Linked DNA regions of Mus musculus: region 1 is linked to region 2. The links are chromatin contacts, found by Hi-C or POLR2A ChIA-PET in ENCODE. All regions are on one chromosome and are shown on one strand. The core of a region is the stretch at or near the end of the contact, and the rest is flanking DNA. Distances in the headings are between cores, read along the strand shown.

The links. A loop is a pair of places that touch in the nucleus more often than their neighbours do. ChIA-PET counts read pairs that join two places held with the same protein, here RNA polymerase II (POLR2A).
Region 1: a loop to region 2 is called in a map of v-Abl transformed pro-B cells, with 2.1 times the contacts of the local background. The contact joins the promoter of Uap1 here to the promoter of 3110045C21Rik in region 2. A Hi-C loop is called at or near these places in 2 of 37 maps with a recorded cell type or tissue (T-helper 2 cell and v-Abl transformed pro-B cells). POLR2A ChIA-PET finds 5 or more read pairs at or near these places in 3 of 5 experiments (Patski and embryonic stem cell).

What each region holds. Positions count from the first base shown.
Region 1 is chr1:170,172,481-170,176,893 of GRCm38, forward strand. Uap1 (UDP-N-acetylglucosamine pyrophosphorylase 1) reads right to left here and starts at 2,484. Exons shown (of 11, transcript NM_001305045.1): 1 at 2,270-2,484.
Region 2 is chr1:169,967,296-169,971,672 of GRCm38, forward strand. It overlaps 3110045C21Rik (RIKEN cDNA 3110045C21 gene), which reads left to right and starts at 2,114. Exons shown (of 3, transcript NR_040438.1): 1 at 2,114-2,280; 2 at 3,155-3,507. It overlaps Hsd17b7 (hydroxysteroid (17-beta) dehydrogenase 7), which reads right to left and starts at 1,910. Exons shown (of 9, transcript NM_010476.3): 1 at 1,803-1,910; 2 at 1-138. The coding sequence starts at 1,837.

The sequences.
Region 1 (4,413 bases), core at 1,234-3,733, 210 kb after region 2:
TAGCTGTCCTGGAGCTCACTTTGTAGACCAAGCTGGCCTCGAACTCAGAAATCCACCTGCCTCTGCCTCCCGAGTGCTGGGATTAAAGGCTTGTTATATCACTTTTTAAAAAAGCATTTAATAAGAACATGTACAAAATTCTCAAAAAATAAGACAGTAGGGAGAGGTAGATTTGTATTATTTTCCAAGGAATGATTCCCGGGGTCTCATGTTCAGCACTGTTTTTGTGAGCACTGGAGGAAGCATGTTGTAGTCAGATCACTAGGGACACATGCAACCAAAGAAGTCCCCCTAGTTTGTGGTTCCTTGCTCCAGTTGTCCCCTGCCCATCATTTGACACTGTGCAAATAATTTCACTTCCCTGGTGTATGTATTTCCTCATGAAGACGACCCGGCCTTTTTCATATATCCTGAAGATTAAAAAGCAAAGAGGCCTCTTCTACTAAAAGTACACGCACACATACTATGGTAAATATTAGGTAGAACTGTTCCTTTAAAAGTCATTCAAAGCTGGGCAGAGGAGGCTCACTCCGCTAATCCCAGCACTGAAGAGGTAGACAAATCTCTGTGAGTTCCCGGCCAGGGTGGTCTGGGCAGAGGCAGAGGCTGAGGCTGGTGGATCTCTGAGTTTGAGGCCTGATTGATCTACAGAATGAGTTTTAGGGCAGCCAGAGCTACACAGAGAAACCCTGTCTCAGAAAAAGGAGAAAGAGAGAGAGAGCGCAACCTAGCTAGCTAGCTCATTCAGTAAGTACTGGGTAGTACTTTGGGTGCTTGGAGAAAAACATACTCATGCAAATAAAACAACTCATTGTAAACTTTGATATCTGGTCCCAGAACACCAGCAATCCACAAATCTTATTACCAAAATCAAATCTGTCCATTTATGTGTTGTGTAACATTCATAATAAATACGGTTATATTTACCTGACACAGCGATAACCATAGTACTGCATCTCCTACTCATTTTTCTTGAGAGCTGTGTGTGTGTAACTAAATTCAAATGGTATACAGCAATAGAGAAGAGAATTAAAAAGACGTGGATTTTTATACTAAGAACAAAAGTCTGCACTAGAAATTATGACTAAATTTGGTGTGTGCCTACAACCTAACACACCTGGATCAACATACCCAACAAACCATTATCAAACATGCCTTTATTAGAATTTAAATGCCACATTAAGGACGTCCAGTATTTCCCAATTCCACCCCCACCTCTGCTGCTATATGTCCTCAGGGTGGGTTAGTAAATCGCTTTGGGGGGTGGGGGTGGGGTGGGGGGGACACATGGAGCCAGGCAGTGGCGGTACATATCTTTAAGGTAAATGGATCTCTGAATTCTGGGCCAGCCAGGTCTACAGAGTGAGTTCCAACAACCAAAGCTACACAGAGAAACCCTGTCTCGGAAACAAACAAACAAACAAACGAAACAGGAAAAAAGAGGGGAGGGGAGGGGCTGGGGTGGGGGTGGGGAGGAATGGTACTGAGACTGACTTGAGTCCTAACCACTAACTAACAGGACAGACTATGAAGTCTTTTCCCTCAGCCAAGTGAGTCAACTAATAACGAAATGGATAAATGCTTTTGGTTTGCTGCAAACTCTTGGATCCAAGCCCAGTGAACTTCACCTCCAAGTCCTTAAACTTGTGCCTCTCATAAATGCATGATCATTACCATCGGATATCAGATCTCATAGTATGCCGATGAAGGCCAGTCAGCCTTCACACCAAACTTTTAAAAAATCTTCTAGAGCATATGTGTGCTCTCAGCCTCACCGTTCCTCCAGTCCAACTGAGGGGAAAACCCTGAAATCTGAACCTCTCTCACTATCAGTATCAAGCGAAGGCAAGCGGGTCCTGTGCTAGTCACATCCCCCATTGGGATCCACTGTCCTGGTCGGAACTATCAATTCTTACCCTCGTGGGTTCAAAACACCCCAACGCGCTTTCCCAACAGTAACAGCGATCACTTATTCCCACCGGTGAACCCCAGAAGTGGCACAACTATGCCCGGGCCCTAGCCTGAAACCCTCCTGGCTCCTCTTCCCCCAACTCAAAAACAGCGCTGACAAGCGCCGGGAACTCCATCATCACCCAAGCCTCCTCCCTCAGGTCTCCCCCAAGACCCTCCGCGCGCGCATCCCCGCCCCGCCGCGACACAGCCCACGCCTCTCCGGAGCTCCGAGCAGCGGACGCCGAGCAAGGTGCGGCAACGCGTAGCCGGGTCCCCGCGCTAGGCATGGGAGCGCGCGCGTGAAGGGGGTCCCTACCTCCCTCGACAATCCCGCGGCTCCTTCGGCTCGGCTACTCGCCCGTGTCCCGCGCCCGCCTGGAATATATACTGTCATCCGAGGGGCCGGGGCGGCGGGGCGGGCCACGAGCAGCGGCCGAGGGGAGCGCGGGCCCCGGCCACCCGGCCCCTCCCGCCGCGGTGAGTGGCTGCGGCCCAGGGGCGGAGCGGAAGCCTGCCGGCCCGACACGTCAGCGACCGAGAACAGCCAAAGGGGCGGGCACCGGCGACAGGAAGGAGGAGCCTCTTTACGTCACTCAGACTCTTGCCCAATAGGATGGCCAAGGATCCTGTCAGTCTGTGGTACCGCCCCCCACGCACTAGCAGGGGCGGGGCCGGCTACGCGCGCGGCTTCGCGGGGAGGTGAGGCCAGGCGCCACCTTAAGGACAAACTGCAGGGCGGGTCCTCTCGGTCACCCGGGGCGGATCAGAGCGCCTGGTAGGGAGCGCGGCGCTGGCAGTGAGTCTTCAAGTGACGGATTTCCGAACGCCCACGGGTGTGGTTGGGAAAGACCCGCCGGTTTCTAGGCAGAGATCCCTCCAAGGCAGGCCTGTGACCTTAAGCTAGCTGATTTTGTCTCTAATTCTCCACATACCTGTTTGCCAGTGACCCGGGCTTCCTCTGCCATTGTCTTCGGAGTCTCTTGGGTGTCGACACAGCCGGGTTGCCTTTTGCACAGCGACTAGTGAACGAAATGCAATCAAAAGGGATTAGATGACCCGAGGCCATGCAAAATGTGCCAGTCAGGGAGAACCGGCCCAGAGAGCAAGAACTTAGCTAGGAGAGGAGAGCTAAAATTCAACTGTCCTGTTACAGCATAGGCAGCAGATGTGCATGTGCAGGCTATAATCTCAGTGTTATGAAGTTGCATTTATATTTAGAGCTATTATGTTGGGTTTTTGCAGGTTTTGAAACGAGAGTCCAATTTGTTGAGATGTCAAAAGCAACTAAATTTAACATATCAGGATGTTTTCCATCAGGTGGATAGGCTTCCTCATTTTACATTTTCAGTGTTTTCTTAGTCATTCTTGCGTATTCATTTTTAATCCAGACTTTACTATCAATTTATGTCATTTAGAAATATCATTTAACAAGGGGTATCATTTGTAAATAAAAACGTAGTTGCCCATCTGTTAAGGCACCTTTGTGGCTTTGAGAGATTAGATGGATAAACAGCTTGGTGGAACAGGATCAAGGAAGGACATGATATATTATTAGCAGTATTTGCTTGGCCTTAGCCTTGCATGCTCTCTGGAATCCTGTCAGAACGCCACGTCGCCTGAGAAGCTGTAAATGGCACCCACAGTGCTGTTGATAGTGGTAGGTGTGCCTTCCTGGAGCAAGACTAACAACACGGGTGTGTTCTCTAGTTTTCATACTTCCAGCTTGGAAAGTACCGAGTCTTAAGTGAAGAATTCAGAGCCTGCCCACAATGGGGTTGCCCAGAATCTCTTGACCTTCTTTATGTGTGCAAGTCCCTGGGGTAGAAGCATTCTCTTAGAAAGAAATTGGCGGCTACAGCAGTCAATAAAGAGCATATTGTCCAAAACGTATTTATTTATTGAGTTATTCTACAGTAGAACTTACAATAGACTCTACAGGGGAATCAAGAGTCTATTTCTTCAAGGGATTCCAATACAATGAGAGAGGCAGGGGAGAGACGTGCTCCTTCTTCCTAAGGGACGGCCGTGAGTGCAGCAGCAAAGGCTCAGATGAGCATTAGAGCTCAGAGAAAGCAGAGGCCTTAGCTTCAGAAAGGAGTGAGGGACCACCCAACACTTCTGAAGGCTGCCCTTTAGTTCTCTGCCTCCAAGGCTTTTGTTTTATATATATATATATATATATATACACACACACACACACACACACACTTGGAAATTTGAAGTGCCAAAAGGGAGTACCTGCCAAAAGGTACAGATTCTTAGTGGTGTGAGCTCAACTCAGTTTAAAAAAATAAATGGGTAACAGTTTTGTCTATTAGCTGGATAGGTGGACGGGTGAATGGGCGGACAGATACTTAGATGGGTATTATGAGACCTGGAAAGAAATGATCACCAACACTGAGAAATACACAAAACACAACAGCACAAGGACACGGTACAGTTGACAGAGGGAAAGGGAAA
Region 2 (4,377 bases), core at 864-3,363:
CTGACTTCGGCGGAGGGGTGAGAGGCCAGCAGGGTATCTCGAACAGCTCTTGCTTTGCTCAGGTTCCTACACGCCAAACACAGGTGGAGGTCATCGTCTTCTGCCAGCAGTCGACCGCAAAGGGCTAGCCCAATGCCACTGAAGGGAGAATTCAGGCACAAGCATGAGCTCATTGAAATGGTGTTAAATGAAGGCAGTTCTCTCTGGTTCAGAAACTTGACAGTGTCAATATGAGCTCCAATGAGAAATCCAAGCAGATAGAAAATACCCAAACATTATGTGAAGAAGGAATCTCCCGATTAGCCATGTTGATAAGCAACATCCAGTTGTTCCCCTCTAATATGGTTCAATGACACAGTGAGTGAGGGTTGGAGCACCTGTTAGGGTGTGATTTAATATATCTCTAGCAAATACTTTAAGGGGGGCCGTATTAGTTGTTTACCGTGTCCCCATTTTCTTGTGGTGCCTTGGTCCCGCAAAGGCAAGGGTTCTCACCACTTCTTGGTACTGTTGCTATTAGGAAAACTGTAAATCGCAGTAAGTGAACCAACCGGTGAGGTTTTGGTTTGGGTTTTTGTTTTTTGGGGTTTTTTTTTTGCTTTGTTTTGTTTTGTTTTCAGGAGAATACACAGTAGCACAGCTTGAAGTTAAATCCCTGTCAACTACTAAGTCACAGCAGAATAGCCAAGAGTTTAAAAAAAAAAAAAGCCCTCAATACAAGTAGACAGAAAGCAGAATCAGCAAGCAGATAGAGCCGAAGACAAAGAAGCAGGAAAGAGCAGAGCTAGGAGGCTTCAGATGCACTGGGTCACAAAGAGTGATATGAAGGTCGCAGCAGATGGGGCCCACTGCTGGTAGCGAGGCCATTCTGGGTAACAGTAAGTTCTCATGCAGACTGCCAGCAAAGGGAGCTCCAAAGTGAGTCTGGAATCCACAGAATCTGGCGGCCCTGCCAGCAAAGTACCAAGCAGATACCGGCCTATTCATCCTTACTTTAAATACCAACTTTAGTATAAGTTGCACACACCACAGTATATCAAAATCACACCAATTCAGGTCTGACTTCTACAGGCACTTTCCACTCGAGAACGGCCAAAACCCAGCTGACCTAAAGGAGAGCGCACACTAACAAAAAGCCCAAGACAGACCCCTCCACTGGTTTAGTTAATATAGATGTGATTGGGTCACTGAAACAGGCTTAAGTGGCATTTAACAAATCCTGTATTAATTCCTCAAAAAATAGCAATGTAACCAATTGGGGGTAGGAGGGGAGTTGGTTGGGTCCATCCTCCACACATTCTTCATCAACAAATGATAAGTAGGTCAAGGGTCAAATGGGCAAGCCTGGAATAACTTTGCTGGCATCTGCATCAGGATAAGCCTTAGTTGCTAGACTGGTCGTTCTGTAGGTTCCTGGAAAGAGTATATGAAAACATGCTGCAGGAGTGAAATTTCCTCATTGTCCTAAAGTTCATGGATGCTGACATTTAAACACCCCGAGTGTTTAGGTTTAAAGTGAACTGTGGGCACCTACAATTAACTACTCTCGGAGACTGACGGTCCCTAGAGAACAACTGTCCAGCATCACTGCCAGGCTGACCAGTCACTGGCGGTTTAGCTTTCCTTTCCACTGTCATGTTTAATTCAAAGCGCCAGCCACCGAGCACCGAGCACCAAGCGAGGCAGGCATGACCACACCTCTTGGAAAGCCAGGGAACGGGGTCTCTGCGGACCCCATCGAAGTGAATCACCGACCTGCGCTTCCCCCCGCATAGACTCCGGGGTTCCATAGGAGGTCTCACCTGCTCGCCCCGGTGATCAAAACCACCTTCCGCATCTTCCACGCCCTGCACCGAAGTAGAACTGCACCGGGGTTCTCTTAGCCTGAACCTTGATCCGTGACCACGCGCACCTCGACCAATCAAGGCTCGGCCCGGCTCCACCTCTCCTGCGTCATCCGGTCCGCGCGTTAGGCCCGCCAATCGCGACTCGGCATCTTCTCTCCACGCCCAGACCGGGTGAGGTGAGATAGGCCGAGGGGCGGAGCCACGTGACACAAGGGTCCTATAGCCAATCCAGGCAGTCGCCGCCCCCAGTCTGCGGCGGGGGCTTTGTTCTGAGTGAAGCAAGCGGGCGGCAGAGCTGGAGGTTTCACAAGGCTGCTGGGAGAGGCTTCGGTGCAGGAACCCAAGTCCAAGTTTGCTTCTTAGGATGTGTAAAGCATGGTCTTTAAGAAAGAGAACCTGGATTTCATTGAATTGTATTTATGTCGAATCACGAGTAAGTTAGCAATTTCAAGCTCTGAATGTGGAATGAAACCAGAGAATCTCAGAACGCTAAAGGAATGCGTACTGTCATCTCCTTCAGACCTCTCAGGTCGCTGTAATGAGCTTTATTTTCTCACTCTCTCTGCCTCTCTCTCTCTCTCTCTCTCTCTCTCTCGCTCGCTCGCTCTTTTTTTTTTTTTTTTTTTGTCTCCAAGCCATCCCAGATGAGTACTTTGGAGGGAGCAGAACTAGGTAATCAGGGAGGGGCAAATGCATACATTAAAACTCCCTTTTTTTATTAAGTTCAATTCGCATAAAAATACCCTGCGCAGCTGTTATAATCGTTATCCCAGCTTTCGCTACTTACAGATGATTAATATTGAGTGAAAGGACTAATACTCATATGATTGAACAAACTATTCCTCTTTCAGAGCTGTAATTACTAGGGATAGCCGTGATCCTAAATGATAACGTCTTTTCTGGGCTTTAATCTATATGTTTTGATTAATGATACCAACAAACTGCTAAAACTTAAGAAAACTGGTTGATCATTTCAACTGTTCTTAAAAGACAGTAACTTAACAAATTTTCTAAAGCCTTGAAGTGGAAAAAAAAAAAAATCCCTGATCTTGAGATTCCATACCCAAATGATCCTTTTTAAACCCTGGAGTTCAGAAGTGGCAGCAAAAGAACAGAGAAAACTGTGTGGCTCTCCCAAAGAAAGCTCACTTTTTAAAAAGAAATTGGAGAGCCTGGTGGGTGGGTTGGGTGGCAGACAGGTGTGTCCACACTGCACCCTAGGGTAGCATGAAAATGGCCCACCAGAAAACTGTAAACTTAATTAACATATTATGACGTTTATTTTGAGTTGTTTTTTTTTTTTTAAGTTCTCTTGTGCAATTATTAGCATGAACTCTGTGCATGAAAGCAACATCAGGAGTCTGCCTGGGTCCGAGAGGAGTTCAGCCTTACTACAGCCTCAGATGAGAACAGGAGTGGGACCAGCTCTGAGTTAGATGAAACCCAGAAGACTTCAGAGAAAGTCCTCTATCACTTCCAGCCCAGCCCAGTAAGGGAAACTGGGACTCTTCCTCCTTTTGTTCTACTCAAGTTGCTGCTTCCAAGGCTCTGTGACCGACAAGGGATGGACTGGACTATTAATCTAAAATGTTTAATTTTTAAAGTCATTTGTCATAGAGAGTCACAACCCCGAGCAATGAAAATATTTTTTAATTCATAGGTGAGTGTTGGGTTTTGGTTTGGTTTTGTTTTGTTTTTACCTCACTCCAAACTACTCATCTTGGGTTTGTGTTGTCCTGGGGTTCTTCAGTTGGGTACCAGAACAGTCTGGTGCACAGTGAGTGAAGCTATCACTGGCAAGCCTTGGCATGAGTTGAGCAGGTGTAGTTAACTCAACATTAATTGTGCTCCTTGTAATAAATCCATCTCTACCCTAAAGTCAGACCGTGATCGCTTTTCCTTTTAGGGGACAGTAGGTAAGGATGAGAGACATATCTTTTGCTCTGAGTACAAAGTTCTATTCTTGGTTCTTAGAAACATTCACAGAATAGACGGCCTCTAATTTGCAAACGGGACTAATGAATAACTTCCAGTTGGGGCTGTGTAGTTTCTCATGTTCATATTTTTCAATGCTCTTCCCTTAAAAAAAAATGCATTCAGTCTGGCTCAAAACTAACTGAGAGTTTTACCCAGTTCATTGGTGGTAAATGGTCATGTGTTACCCTGTGTAGGATCCAAGGACTCTAGAAGAGAAGGACTTACAGATGTGTGGTCACTTCTTTTTCAAATAGGAAGTAAATATAAAACTCTGAACGGAAAATAGTTTTCTTGTTCTCTGCAACTTAACCAGACCCATGCAAGTTGCTAATGAAAAACTGAATAGACAAAATTTCCATCCTCAATAATGACCTACATAATGAAACATGTGGATAACTTGTCTGTGTTGTTTGTGTATGTGTGTGCATAGATGCAAGCCATCACTCATATCTGCCATTAAGCCTCGGCAGTATGTGTTGGCAGCAGAATTAGATCTCTGAACATCCCTAGTCCCCTTGTTTCTTTTTGTTCCATCCCAGTTCCACCGCTCAGG